Regions from separate parts of the Homo sapiens genome. Here region 2 is linked to region 1. Evidence: chromatin loops called from intact Hi-C (ENCODE). Cell type or tissue: Calu3. All regions are shown on one strand. Links, peaks and the distances in the headings refer to the core of each region. The heading gives the core; the rest is flanking DNA.

Region 1 (2,919 bases), core at 228-2,727:
TGGGCGACAGAGCGAGACTCTGTCTCTAAAATAAATAATGAATATTAATAATTTTTTTTTTTTGAGACGGAGTATCTCTCTGTCACCCAGGCTGGAGTGCATTGGTGCAATCTTGGCTCACTGCAACCACCACCTCCCAGGTTCAAGCCATTCTCCTGCCTCAGCCTCCTGAGTAGCTGGGACTACAGGCATGTGCCCCCAGGCCTGGCTAATTTTTTGTATTTTTAGTAGAGATGGGGTTTCACCGTGTTAGCCAGGATGGTCTCGATCTCCTGACCTCGTGATCTCCCCGCCTCGGCCTCCCAAAGTGCTGGGATTACAGGTGTGAGCCACCGTGCCAGGACTAATAAATCTTTTTAAGATATAAATCACTATATGTTTTTGACTGGCATCATGCTTTATGGTTTCGTAAGCTTCTCATTTCTTTCTTACAACCACTCTGGCAAAAACAGTACAGGTATTATCCTCATCTAATAGCTGAGGAAACTGAGGCTCAGAGAGGCCAAGAGATTCGACGTCGATCCTACAGCTCATGTAAGGTGGGGGGCTAGTTGGGGTAAAGTTGAGACTGTCATTCCAATGGGGAAGTGCAGAGATGAACTCCTCCTAGCACAGATCACTCTCCAACGTCAATTGTGATGTTCTTTTCTTCTCTTTTGTTTTTTCTTCTCTTCTCCTTCTCCTATTTCTCCTCCTCCTTCTCTCCCCTGACAGACGCCAGGGATGTCCTGCCAGGAGCATAGTGATTCCTTGGAGGAGAAGATGGAGGAGAGAGATACAGAGGGGGAAGGATGACAAAAGGCAGAGAACAGAACAGGACTGGCAGCAGCGCTCCCCACCTCCTCTCCTCACTCTGTGCTCTTTAAAAACACTCCCTGATTCATTTTCTTTTTAAAATCTCATTTCACCAGAACGTGTAAACACAATTCACCAAATGCAGTCATGTACTTATTGAATAAAGAAAAGCCGTGGCAGCTTTCCTGGGGAAAAAAAAAAAAAAAAAAAAAAACACAGGGCAACAACCCATTCTCTGGCCAGCAGTAACAAGGACTTGGAAGTGTAAGACTTTTCAGTATTAAGTGGGCTTTTGGCATTTTTTCCTGTCCCCCACCCCCCTTTTCAGAATCTATTCCCATGTCTTCTCTATGTTCCTGCAGAAGCCAGTCCACCAAAACAATATACATGGCCTGGCAGGCAGCCTGACAGGCATCACACATGATCTCAGTCTGCCCCCAGCACTCTCACATCAGGGCTGGATGAATCCAGTGAGGGAAATGCCTTCTAGCTGATATTTCTGTCTTAGGAAAAAAACAGAGAAAATGAAGATCGCCAGGACAGATAGGTTGGAAGAGAAAGCTTGGCTCCCAACTACTGCAGTGAAAGGCTTACACTGGGGTCAAGCAGAGTCCTTTTAGTTTCTGAACAATAGAAAATGTTGTCCCCATTCTAGTGCTCCCTGATCAGGCCGAGGCCACCTGCCCCTCCTCCCACAGCGCATGTGATTGCACCCACCCCGTAATAAAGGTCAGAGGAGTTGGTTGCATAAGCCTGATTAAACAGTTTGGACAAGCACCATGAGCTTTGGGGAATGAATCAGAGCTAGCCTTTGCCACTGTTCTTCAGCAAATTCCATTCCTCAGAGATTTATGGAGTGCCTGCTACCTGCAAGGTGCTATACTGTAAATTAAAATTTTAAAGGAATTCTTGCAACCTCGATTGCCTTTGATGGATAACCCCTGGGCAGGTTGAGTTACTCTTGTTATCAAATGATGAACTGAGGCCCAGAGAGGTTCTGTAACAGTGATGAGGTACAGGAGTCTCTGAACCTGTGAGAAGAAATGCGTTGCAGCCCTGGCTTTCAGCAGGCCAGTGTAGGAGCTGTGCAAGTCTTTCAACCACTTAGCCCTCAGTTCTTCAGCTATAAATAGGAGGGTTGGTCGGGTGCAGGGACTCGCACCTGTAATCCCAGCACTTTGCGAGGCCGAGGGGGGCCAATCACCTGAGGCTGGGAGTTCGAGACCAGTCTCGCCAACATGGAGAAACCCTGTCTCTACTAAAAATACAAAATTAGCCGGGCATGATGGTGCATGCCTGTAATCCCAACTACTCGGGGGCTGAGGCAGGAGAATCACTTGAACCTGGGAGGCGGAGGTTGCAGTGAGCCAAGATCATGCCATTGCACTCCAGCCTGGGCAACAAGAGTGAAATTCTATCTCAAAAAGAAAAAAAAAAAGGGAGAGAGAAGAAGGTTGAGCAAATTGTCTCTACAAAGATGTCTTATAGTTTGTTTTTATCTTTTGTAGCTAATATTTATTGAGTACCTATTATGTGAAGTGAGTACCCATTTACACATATTGATATTTTTAACATTCTATGATTTCTAAAGATCCCATATATTTAAAGCAATACTATATAAATTGTATGAGGAAACTTATTTACATAGAAGAAATAAGGGAAAAGTGAGCAGTACTTTCTTTCATTTCTCAACTGGTGTTTCTTTAAGCCAAAATTTTGTCTCACCTCACCCTTCACTTTTAGTTTTATAGGGAATTTGGTGTCTGAGCCAGAACATCAAGACTTGTAGCGTAATTTTTTGTTGTTATTTTTGGTTTTAATGTAAAGAATAGTTGCAGAGAGAAGACAGTTTCGGGTCCATCCTAGGAGTGAGTTATACAAGCTTTCAACAAGTACAAACCAAACATTCACCCTTTTAAAATTCCATTGTAAACAGGCTTTATGATGTATATATTGTTTTCAGCTGTTACTGTGCATGTCTATTGCAGTTTGCATTTGGAAAGTATTTTTATAATTATTTTGCTGACTCTGGTGATAACCTTCTAAATTAAGATTCAGCCTCAGTAATGGATGTTTTGACCCCACTTGCCAAGTCCACAAGCAGGAAATGAGTGAAGACCTCTG
Region 2 (2,919 bases), core at 215-2,714, 700 kb after region 1:
ATAGCCCTTAGATTACACTTTAATGTCATCAAAGATTAAAGTGCAAAAACCACCTCTAAAAATGACCGTGCTGAACATGAAATTTGAATCACGTGTAAGTGGAGTTATAGAAGAAATAGCTGATGGGGAGAGTGTTGCGAGAATCTGCAGCTGGAGAAACTTAGTGAAGGTGAATTTATGGACATAAATGAGGAAAGTGGCTGTGATGAAAAAGACGATGGCCTCATAGGAAGTGTCACTGGCCAAAAACTTCACAATAAAGGAACTCTATCAGAGATATTTCATGACATTCAACATTCAAGGATAAAATGTTAGAAGCTTTAGAGAGTTGTGTGAAAATGCCCCAAGAAATTTCCCCAAGAAATAGAAAAGATATTTGCTCTGTGTCATAAGTGGCCAAGTTTGGTGGCTCAGGCTGGGCACGGTGGCTCACGCCTGTAATCCCAGCACTTTCGGAGGACGACGGGGGCAGATTGCTTGAGCTCAGGAGTTCTCAATCAGCCTGGGCAACATGGCAAAACCCCATCTCTACTAAAAATACAAAAATTAACCAGGCGTGGTGGGATGCATCTGTTGTCCTAGCTACTTGGGGGACTGAGGTGAGATGATCGCGTGAGCTTGAGAGATCCAGGCTGCAGGGAGCTGTGTTTGTGCCACTGCACTCCAGCCTGGATGACAGAGAAAGACCCTGTCTCCAAAAAAGCAGAAAAGATGCTTGCTCTCTGTGTCATAAGTTATATGAGAACAAAAGTTGCTATTCAAAGTTCTCAATAAGCCATTTACCAAGAAATAAAACAGTTCACATCGGTTCTAATGTTTTAAATTACAGTGTACTAAAAGAATGATTTTTTTTTTGTCTTTTTTTCCTGAGACGGAGTCTTGTTCTGTCACCCAGGCTGAAGTGCAGTGGTGTGATCTTGGCTTACTGCAGCCTCCACCTCCTGGGTCTAGGTGATTCTCCTGCCTCAGCCTCCCGAGTAGCCAGGACTATAGGTGTGCACCACCACGCCCAACTAATTTTTGCATTTTAGTAGAGATGGGGGTTTCACCATGTTGGCCAGGCTGGTCTCGAACTCCTGACCTCAAGTGATCTGCTTGCTTCGGACTCCCAAAGTGCTGGGATTACAGGCGTGAGCCACTGCGCCCGGCCCGTTTTACAATGTTTTGATTATACGTTGATAACTGATAGTAAATGTTTTTAATATCTTGACCAAGTTTTTAAAGTAATGGAACAATTCACACTGATTAAGATCACCTTGTTCAGTTTCAAATCTTGGTGATTTTTACATTCCCACACTACCATCCAAAATGTGAACTGCCGGTATATGTTTAAACAAAAAACCTCCCAAACTCCTTAAAGTGACTCAATAGTGTTTCAGACAGTGAATTCTTCCTTGTCTCTTCTAACTTTCAGGTCCATTGAAGATTAAATAGAACTGCATGTTTGATACCCTTTTCTTGTACTTAGGACTTGATCTGCAGCTGTTATAGATCTCAGGTCTTCCCTAAATTGCCAGATGTTGATACTAGTAGTCTAATGAGCTGTGTGAAGAATAGTATACAAGATAGCAAGTAACAACAATGATTGCAATCCAAAGTGTTTCTTGAGCACCTGCTATACCAGATACTGTGTTTTTAGGTTTTGGAGATAAATAACATTAGGTCCCCTGTGTTCTTTTTTTCTTCACACTCTATAAAGGGCAGACAGATGAAAGGATAGTAGAAGGAGTTATATCGTAGAAGAATTTTTAATGATACTGAGAATTACAGATAATTTTAAACACTTTTAAGATGTTGCAATTCTGTGCTGTTTTATATGATGTTAGAGATACCATAAAAGAAATGACTCAAGGGACTTGGGAACTAGATATACAAGTTGAGCTTCTGTATGTAGGTCAGGTGGCAGTATGTTGAGATACATAGAATAACACAAAGGGTTTTTTAATGTAATAATACATTATGGAAAGAATTATACTTGGGCAGCAGGTTCCACATTGATTATAATCTGTGGCAGATTACTCTTTAAAACAATCAAACTTTTGTATTGTTGAACGCATTTTATGAGAAGAGAACTGTAGGTTAGTTCACCAACTGAATGTTGTTTTTGCTGAAACTGGGTTTTGCTAAAACTGCCATTCTAATGCTCTTATTCCTTAAGCCTAAACTTAGATGGTTAAATATTACAACCGTACATTATGTACAGTCACTTGAAAAGGATTTGATTTGGGCATTTCTCTGTAAAAGCTTGACTTGTGCCCTTTTTTTTTTTTTGGCTGAAAATGGGGGATGAAATCAAGGATATATTGATTTTAATTATTTGCTAAAGACATATTTATTGAATATTTATGGAGAGCCAGTGCCAAGAATTCTGAGGGATATGAAAATGCTTGTTAGTAGGCTACCATGGAACTTAGTTTAGTAGGTGAGAAAGTCTTGAATGTGAATAGCTGAACAAGTAATACAAGTTGGCAGTATTTTATGGGTGTTACAAGTGATGACTTAGGTTCAAAGGAATAAGCAGTTATTTCTAGCTGGAGGAATCAGAAGGCTTCATGGATGTAGGACTTGAAAGGCATCTTATGGACATATTAGTAGAAGATGTACTAATTGGAGCAAACAACACTGGGAAAGTCCTGATGATTTAAAGCTTCTCTGATGTATCTTAATTTTATTACATAACCGATGTTTAACAAATGATTGGATTATTAATATTACCATTTTTTGGTCTTAAAAAGAATATTGTTGTGTTAGATGATTCAGCATAGTATTGTAGTTCTCAAAGTGTGATCCTTGGCAGCATCAACATCTCCTGCTAACTTGTTGGAAATGCAGATTCTTGGCTGAATCCCATATCTAGCCGTTGAGTCAGAAAGTGGTGTGGGATTCAGCACCCTGTGCTTTAACAGGTCTTATTTTGAC

What was found. Hi-C counts contacts between places; a loop is a spot of excess contacts. Peaks named below come from ENCODE experiments on the same cell type or tissue, not always from the same donor. Only the 100,000 strongest peaks of a DNase experiment are listed, where the experiment ranks them.
Region 2: it touches region 1 in a loop (4-fold over the local background); 1 of 110 quality-filtered maps calls a loop at or near these places.

What each region holds. Positions count from the first base shown.
Region 1 is chr3:177,822,860-177,825,778 of GRCh38, reverse strand. The region is part of intron 1 of LINC02015 (long intergenic non-protein coding RNA 2015); the gene reads right to left. Among named protein-coding and RNA genes, the nearest start is that of LINC02015, 7.5 kb to the right of the region's middle. In Calu3, for the core only: no CTCF peak of the experiment used is centred there; a DNase peak (open chromatin) is centred at 1,508.
Region 2 is chr3:177,126,168-177,129,086 of GRCh38, reverse strand. The region is part of intron 1 of TBL1XR1 (TBL1X/Y related 1); the gene reads left to right. Among named protein-coding and RNA genes, the nearest start is that of TBL1XR1, 70 kb to the left of the region's middle. In Calu3, for the core only: no CTCF peak of the experiment used is centred there; no DNase peak of the experiment used is centred there.